Regions from separate parts of the Homo sapiens genome. Here region 2 is linked to region 1. Evidence: chromatin loops called from intact Hi-C (ENCODE). Cell type or tissue: heart left ventricle. All regions are shown on one strand. Links, peaks and the distances in the headings refer to the core of each region. The heading gives the core; the rest is flanking DNA. Region 1 overlaps DYNLL2 (dynein light chain LC8-type 2). Region 2 holds the start of OR4D2 (olfactory receptor family 4 subfamily D member 2).

What was found. Peaks named below come from ENCODE experiments on the same cell type or tissue, not always from the same donor. Only the 100,000 strongest peaks of a DNase experiment are listed, where the experiment ranks them.
Region 2: it touches region 1 in a loop (12-fold over the local background); 3 of 110 quality-filtered maps call a loop at or near these places.

The regions. Positions count from the first base shown.
Region 1 is chr17:58,094,916-58,099,318 of GRCh38, reverse strand. It overlaps DYNLL2 (dynein light chain LC8-type 2), which reads right to left. Exons shown (of 3, transcript NM_080677.3): 3 at 3,777-4,403. Among named protein-coding and RNA genes, the nearest start is that of DYNLL2, 14 kb to the right of the region's middle. In heart left ventricle, for the core only: no CTCF peak of the experiment used is centred there; no DNase peak of the experiment used is centred there.
Region 2 is chr17:58,166,626-58,171,028 of GRCh38, reverse strand. OR4D2 (olfactory receptor family 4 subfamily D member 2) reads right to left here and starts at 4,047. Exons shown (of 2, transcript NM_001004707.4): 1 at 3,976-4,047; 2 at 1-1,391. The coding sequence starts at 1,373. The coding sequence ends at 450. In heart left ventricle, for the core only: no CTCF peak of the experiment used is centred there; no DNase peak of the experiment used is centred there; H3K27me3 peaks cover 2,587 bases.

The sequences.
Region 1 (4,403 bases), core at 292-4,291:
AAATTAACTCCAAATGGATCATAGATCTAAACGTAAAATGTAAAACTTTAAAACTCCTAGAAAAAACATGGGAGAAAATCCCTGCTACCTTGGGTTATGCAAAATGTTCTTAAATATAACACCAAAAGAAAATTGAGAATAAATTGGACTTCATAAAAATTTAATACATTTTTGCTATATAAAAGATAGTTAAATGAATGAAAAGACAGGCCACCAATTGAGAGAAAATATTTGCAAATCATATATTTGATAATGGACATGTATCCAGAAAATATGGAGAATTCTTAAAACTCAACATTGAGAAAACAAACAACCCAGTAAAAAGATGAGCAAAAGATCTTAATCAAAGATATATACATGGCAAATAATCACTTGAAAAGATGCTCAACATCATTAGTCACTTGAGAAATGTAAATTAAAACCACAATGAGTGGGGGAAGGGAAGGAGAGGGAGAGATTTGTTAAAGGATACAAAATTACAACTAGATAAGAGGAATAAGTTCTAGTGTTCAATACCACTGTAGGATGACTATAGTTAACAATAATATATAGTTTCAAATAGCTAGAAGGAGAATATTGTACGTTCCCAATACAAAGAAATGATGTTCGAGATGATGATATGCTAATTACCCTGATCTGATCACTACACATTATACATATCAAAGCATTACTATGTACTCCATGAAAACGTATAATTATTATTTGTCAATTCAAAAATAAAATTTTAATTTAGTTTGTTGAGGCAGGGTCTTGCTCTTTCACCCAGGCTGGAGTGTACTAGCACCATCACAGCACACTGCAGCCTCAACCTCCCAGGCTCAAACAATCCTCCCATCTCAGCCTTCTGAGTAGCTGGGACCACAGACACACACCACCACATCCAGCTAGTTTTTTTAATTTTGGAGAGACAGAGTTTTGCCATGTTGCCCAGGGTGGTCTCAAATTTCCTGAGTGCAATTGATCCACCTGCCTCAGACTTCTAAAGTGCTGGGATTACAGATGTGAGCCATTGCATCCAGCCAATTTAAATTTTTTTAATTAAAAAATGTGGTATTTAAAAAGCCCACAATTAGATACCACCACATCCTGTTCAAATAGCTAAAATTTTTAAAAAAGAAACTGACAATGGCAAGTGTTGACGAGAATGAGGAGTAACTGAGAGTCCCATACATTGCTGGTGGAAATGCAAAATGGTGTGGCTATTCTAGAAAATAGTTTGGCAGTTTCTTATAAAGTTAAACATATGCTTACCATAAGATCCAGCAATCCCACTCCTAGTTATTTATCCAAGTGAAATAAAAACCTACAAAAATCTGTATGTAAATGTTTATAGCAGCTTTATTCATAATTGCCAAAATGGAAACCCAAATGTCCTTTAATTGAGGAACAAATATACTTTAGTATATCCATACAATTGAATACTACTCAGCAATTTTAAAAAGGAACTATGATACACAGAAAAACAACATGGATGAATCTCAAAATAATTATGCTGAGTGAAAAAAAAACCAAAGCCCCAAAGAATTACCTACTGTACAATTTCATTTCTATAGGAATCTGGAAAAGTGGACATGGTGGCAGGGATGGAAGGTATTCAGGTGCTCAGCAACATGGACTTCCACTCACTAAGGCCAGTCTGAGTACAGCCACTGCTGAGTGCCCAATCTGCCAATCTGCCAGCAGCAGACACCAATACTGAGCTGCAGCAACATTCCCTGGGGTGATCAGCCAGCCACCTTGTGGCAGGTTGATTGGACTCCTTCCATCATGAAAGGGCAACACTTTGTTCTTACTGGAACAGACAGTCTAGATTTGGATTTACTTTCCCTGCATTTAATGCTCTGCCAAAACTATCATCTATGGACTTCCAGAATGCCTTATCCACCACCACTTTTTCCACACAGCAGTGCTTTTGATGAATAAACTCATTTCACAGCAAGTGAAGTACAGCAATGGGCCCGTGCTCATGGCTTACCATGTTCTCCATCATACCGAAGCAGCTGGCTTGATAGAAAGGCGGAATGGCCTTTTGAAGATCTAGTTACAGTGCCAGCTCGGTCGCAACACCTTGCAGGGTTGAGACAATGTCCTTCAGGAGACCATATATACTCCAACTCAGCATCCCACATATGGTACTATTTGTCGCATAGCTAGGATTCATGGTTCCAGGGATCAGTAGCAGAAATGAAACGGCACCCACAACTCACTATTACCCCTAGTGGTCCACTGGTAAATCTTTGCTTCCCATCCCTGTGGCTTTATGCTTTGCTGATCTGGAGGTCTTCATTCCAAAGGGAGGAATGCTTTCACCAGGAGTCACAATTATTTCACTGAACTGGAAGTTAAGACTGCCATGGGTCATTTTGCAATGAAGAATTACTCCACTGGCTAGGGTGATTCCTCCTGACTACCAAAGGGAAATTAGGCTGCTACTAAACAATGAAAGGAAGAAAAGTTATGTCTGGAATACGAGAGATCCCTTAGGTCATCTCGTAGTACTACCATGCCCTATGGTGATTAAAACCAGTGGAAAACTATAATAAACCAATGCAGGTAAGACTTCTAATTTCCCAGACCCTTCAGGAATGAAAGTTTGGGGCCCTCCCACCAGGCAAAGAACCACAACCAGCTCTGAGTTTCATGAGGAAGGCAAAGAAAATATGGAATAAGTCGTGAAGGAAAGTAGTTACACATACCAGCTATAACCAGTAATTTTGTAACACCGGTAGTTATAAAACACATCATGTGAACAGTTGCAGAAGTTAGTACTATAATTATTATGAGTATTCATTGTTTTGTTATGAATGTTTGTGTTTATGTATTTTTTCTTCCCTCTCTTATCCCCTTGTCATCTAACATAAAATTTATTAAAATAGCTACATTTACATAATATTATTAAAGTTACTGGATTATCAAGGATAAAAGTGAACACCAGTCAAGGACTGTGAATTCTCTCCCAGGAAAAGAGCATATTTTCAGTTGTACACAGATTAGCTGTGTCATGATAGGCAGAAGTTTTACTTTGTTATTGTCTTTATTGGGAGATTAAATGGTTTAAGGAAATGTGTACAGGTGCCAAGTTAACAAGACATGGACTGTGGTGATCAATTTTACGTGTTGACCTGGCTATGCTATAATACCCAGTTATTCAAAAACTGACCTAGGTGTTGCTATGAAGGTATCTTGTAAATGTAATTTACATCTACAATCAGTTAACTTTATGTAAAGGAGATTATCCTGGATAATATGGTTGGGTCTGATCCACTCCGTTGAAAGCTGAGGTTTCCCTGAAGAAGGAGAAATTCCACCAGTGGACTGCAATGTCAGGTCTTGTCTGAGAGTTTCCAGACCTCCCTTCCACACGGCCTGCCCTGTGGATTTTGGATTTGCCTAGCCAGCCCCTACAACTGCATAAACCAATTCCTTGCATTAAATCTAGGTAGATGACAGATACATGGATATGAAGACAGACAAGATAGAATATATCCTACTGGTTGTGTTTCTCTGGCGGAACTCTGACTGACACACAAATCATCTGAGAAAATCTTGCATCTCTTCAGTCAGAGCTTGTTTTTGACCCAAAAGGGATCACCAAGCTTTCATCAGACATGGCCCCAAAATGACTGGGCAAATCTCAGGAGTTCAAAAGATTATTCTGATGGAGGAGTCAGATTAGGCAGGTGTTCTCTCTTTTAGGGTTCTGTTCCTCAAGGACTTTTAGGGTGTACCCTCAGATATGTCCGTTCTTTTGTGTTGACTAAACTATCTGCAACACATTGGAATAGTATATAGCCACTTTAATGCTCATTATTAACTGTGTCTAAAAGGAGACACAAAATCTCATAACATTAACTGCTTCAAGGAAGGTAACCCCGTAGCTGGAAGACAGAGGTGGGAGGGAGAATTTTTGCTTTTTGTGCCTTTAGAATAATGTATCATGTGAATGTGTCATTTAGATTAAGGGTTGGTATACTATGGTCCACAGGCCCAATCTGTCCCCTGCTTTTTAAAAGTTTTATTGGAACATAGCCATGCTCATTTGTTTACATATTATCTATGGCTGCTCTCACACTGGAATGGCAGAGTTCAGAAATTGTAATCTGTATACCTAATGTCATGGACCACAAAGGCTAAAATATTTACTGACTCTTTACAGAAATGATTTGCCAACCTGTCTAGATTTTTTAAAAATAGAAAACTGACATTAAAAATAAAAGATGCCCCAAGATAATTGAAAACATATCTACACAAAAATCTGTACATCAATGTTCATAGCAGCACTAATCACAATAGTCAAAAAGTAGAAACAACCCAAACATCCCTCAACAGATGAATAAACAAAATGTGATATACCCACACGTTACTCAGCTAGAAAAAGGAACAAAGTACTGATAAATGCTACA
Region 2 (4,403 bases), core at 115-4,114, 72 kb before region 1:
TCGAAGTCATCAGTTTGGTCAATGATGGGTCAGGGCCTCTAATTTAGAGCTTAAGACTCCAAATTCTGTGCTGTTCCCAACAACCCAGACTCACACCAAAAGGAAATATTGGGAAGAGAGCTCAAAATACGGAAAATAGAAATGTTCGCACAGGGGAAATGCTGTCAACAGGAAACTGTCCACCAAGAAGGTGAAAAGGAAGGTGTGGTTTTCAGGGGCCATGTGAACAATTCTCATTGTTGCGAGTGTGTTAAAACTCTTTATCACAAACCTTAACCACCAAAGAGGATACTTTCTTTTTTCCTAAAACACGAAGTTGCTTAGTTTCAAAATTCATTCCCTGCTATGATGAACCTCAACACACTATGAAGAGAGCAAAGGTAGTAGCTCCCTCTCCACTTCACAAAGGGAAAACAAAGCCAAAGAGAAGAAACCTACCATTGTCACTCTCAAACCAGCCGGTGTCTCCCTAATCTTCTCACTGCTGCCTGCATGTCCTGGTTCCTCAGGGTATAGATCATGGGGTTGAGCATGGGGGTCATGACTGTGTGGCCGATGGACACAAGCTTGTCCATAGGGAATGGAGTGAAGGGCCGGGCATAGAGGTAAATGCTTGGAACGAAGATCATGGAAACCACGATGATGTGGGTGGTGCAGGTGGAAGCTGCCTTCCTTCTTGCCTCCCCTGGATGTGACCTCAGCATCACCAGGATGAATAAGTAGGACATCAGGAGGAGGAAGAACCAGACGACATCCAGCAGCCCACTGTTGGAGATCTTGAGGAACTCCAGCAGTGAGGTGTCAGTGCAGGCAAGTCTCAGTACTTGGGGAACATCACAGTAGAAGTTATCCAAAATGTTGGGGCCACAGAAGGGCAGTGGGAGCATCAGAGCCAGCTGGACAATAGAGTGGACAAAGCCTCCCACCCAGGTGGCTACCACCAGCCCCACCCAGAGCTGAGTGTTCATGACGGTGACATAGCGGAGGGGCCGGGAGATGGCAATGAGGCGGTCAAAGGCCATCACTGAGAGGAAGAAGACCATGGCACCTCCCAAAAAGTGGAAGAAGAAGATCTGACCCATGCAGCCCTGGTAAGAGATGGTTTTCTTCTCAGAGAGGAGGTCCACTAGCATTTTGGGAGCAGTGACTGAAGAGAAACAGAGGTCTAGGACAGCCAGGTTTCGGAGCAGAAAGTACATGGGTGTGTGGAGCTGGGAATCAGAGGTCACTGTGATGATGATAAGGATGTTTCCCATAACAGTGGTGATGTAGACAAACAGGAACATTAGAAACAGGAAACGCTGGAGCTCCCGAGTCTGCGAGAGCCCCAGGAAGACAAAGTCTGATACCCACGTGAGGTTCCCTGTTTCCATGGTGTTTTCTCCATACACCTGAAGAAAATGAACCACAGACACAGATACATGAAGTCACTACTTTCCCTTTCAGGGCTCAGGGGCTCAGAACCAAGGTTTTAGGCCCATATGATGAGCATCCTTATGTGTAGACCATTATACTAGGTGCTGTCTTGTCTCTGGATCGTTTACAAGTGGGTGCTGGAATATACATTCCTGAAATCTTAACGCCATCCAGAAGTATATACAACCTGCCTTTCAAAGATTCATATAGTGGTGGGAAGACACTTGGAGTCAGATACATCTGAAGTCAAATTTCAGGTCTTTCATTTCATTGTGATTTGACCATGAGTAACTTACTTAATCTTTCTGGGCCTCAGTTTTCACGGGAATTTGTAAGGTAGAAATAAAAATACCTGCTTTGTAGAATTTTCTGAGGACTTAAGTAGAATGATAGATATAAAGTTCCTAAAACAGTGTATGGAATAATCAATGGCAATTACTCACCTGTGTGAATTCTCTTAATCTAAAGATATCCTCTCTTCCACTCTGTAATAAGATTCTTTGCCAATTATTTTTCACATGACATTTAATACATCATCGTGTTAATGGATTTTCCTTGTCTATATTTTCCCTCCACAATTCAACTATTAAGTCCAAAGCCTATATCTGGATCTCACAATTTATTTGTGCCCTGCAGTACCCATTCTTAATGACAGTTAACTTAAAAAGCTCTTGGTGTTGACTGCTGCATGGGTGAATAGCTATCAGGTGCACAAGTTCAGCACAAGGAAGACACTGGATGCAGCTGGATGCCTGAGACATCCAGTAGTTCCCCTGCCCTCCACTGTGGGCGGCCCCTTATGAGTGAGGCATATGTGGTGGTGCTGAGACAAGAGGGAGAAAAGGGAGGGAGAGTCATTGGATTGAGAAATAGATGATGAATATTGTATGAAGGGGACTCAGAGAGCTTCTGAATGAAACAGGAATTTTACAAGATGTTACTGAATCCAAGGGTGGGAGACAAAGGAAGTTGTTGAAAGAAAACAAATAGAAATAGACAAAGGAATAAAGGGAGATGAAGGAATAGAGCAAGTGAAGGTAAAGGAAGTGGAAAAGTGCTGGGGAGGTGGAGAAAACGGGACTAAAGGGACAGAAGAAGATGGAGGAGCCGGGAGAGGTGGCTCACGCCTGTAGTCCCAGAAATTTGGGAGGCGGAGGCGGATGGATCACTTGAAGTCAGAAGTTTGAGACCAGCCTGGCCAACATGGTGAAACTCCGGATCTGTACTAAAAATACAAAAAAATTAGCCGGGCGTGGTGGCACACACCTGTAATCTCAGCTACTTGGGAGGCTGAGGCAGGAGAATCGCTTGAAGCTGGTTGGAGGCTGCAGTGAGTGGAGGTCATGCCACTGCACTCCAGCCTGGGTGACAGAGCGAGACTCTGTCTCAAAAAATCAAAAACAAAAAAAAAAGAAGAAGAAGATGGAGGGTGACAGGGGAGGGGGTCAGTGGTCTCCCCCCTCCCCCTGCCCTGTCTCAATCTCTCTTACCCTCTCTTACCTGGCCTATTGCAATCTATTATCTACAATATTATAGGTCATTCTAATCTTATTCTGCTCCTTCAGTTTACTTCCACTCCAGGACACCTTCTTTTTTTTTTTTTTTTTTTTTTTGTGACGGAGTCTCGCTGTCGCCCAGGCTGGAGTGGCGCGATCTCGGCTCACTCACTGCAAGCTCCGCCTCCCGGGTTCACGCCATTCTTTTACCTCAGCCTCCCGCGTAGCTGGAACTACAGGCGCCCACCACCTCGCCCGGCTAATTTTTTTTGTAACACGGTTTCACTGTGTTAGCAGGATGGTCTCGATCTCCTGACCTCGTGATCCGCCCGCTTCCGCCTCCCAAAGTGCTGGGATTACAGGCATGAGCCACCGCGCCTGGCCTCACTCCAGGACACCTTCTACACAGCTGTCCATGAGACCCCTCTGACTCAGATGTGATCATATTCCTCATTGTTATAATATTTGATTTGCTCACAGCTTAAAACTCAAACTCTCAGAAGCCACCTAAAATGCTCTGTGGATAAACTGAGGGTGGAAAAACATACCTACATACGTGCATGCAACTCTCTCTCAGCATTTCATACAAGACTATAAAAAATAGCCTCCCTATACCTTTCTAATCAGTATCACTGTCACCTGGGAACTGATTGCTGTTCAAAGAACTCATAGCTTCCATGTAGGCAGTATATTTCATTATTTTCATATCTTTGGTAATAAATCCTGTTTCCTGAAATGCCTTTTGCTACCTTCTCAACCTAGAGGCGATAAGAGAAATATCACTTTCCCTTTGACTCCTCCCCCCATTTCTCTCATGCAGAATTAATTCCTTATTTCTCTGTGTTCCAATAGCATTTGATAAATACCTCCATTATAGCATTTATCATTTTTTCTATTGCTTCTCTTAACTAGATTGTAAATTCAATAACTTAGTAAGCCCAGAGTCTATGACAGCATCTCTGATTTAGCACTTGCTCAGAAATGTTTGCCAACTTAATATATTAGCAGGTAAATGTGACTTTGTTTTATGTGACAATGTCGAGAATCTTGTGATTTTCCTCACCGTTGATGTCCTTTGCTGTGAGCATCCTCCCTCTAAGTCTCATAGGGCGAATTCTGTGCTTTGTTGTTTTCCTATGTAATCGGAGGCATCCGTTTTCAACATCACATTCCCCTTGCAGTTTTTCTTGAGTCTCTGCTCATCCTTTAGACTTACTATCGTCAGGTCTATGTCACTTGCTTATTACTCCCACCCTCTAGCAGGTGTTGCAAGATCTTTCTTACAGCTGATCTCTGTGCAGCTGAGGAAACACTGGTCTCTCACCTCCCTTTAGCCCAGAATGGGGCTTCAGTGTACATCTTCTTGGAGATCCTTTGCTTCAGCCTCACAGTTTCTTAGCTCCTGCCCTTACTTCATGAATAATACCATGGGTGAGACCCCAGGGGAAGGGGGAATATCCTTTGGGAGAAACTATTGGACAGGGCTCAGGA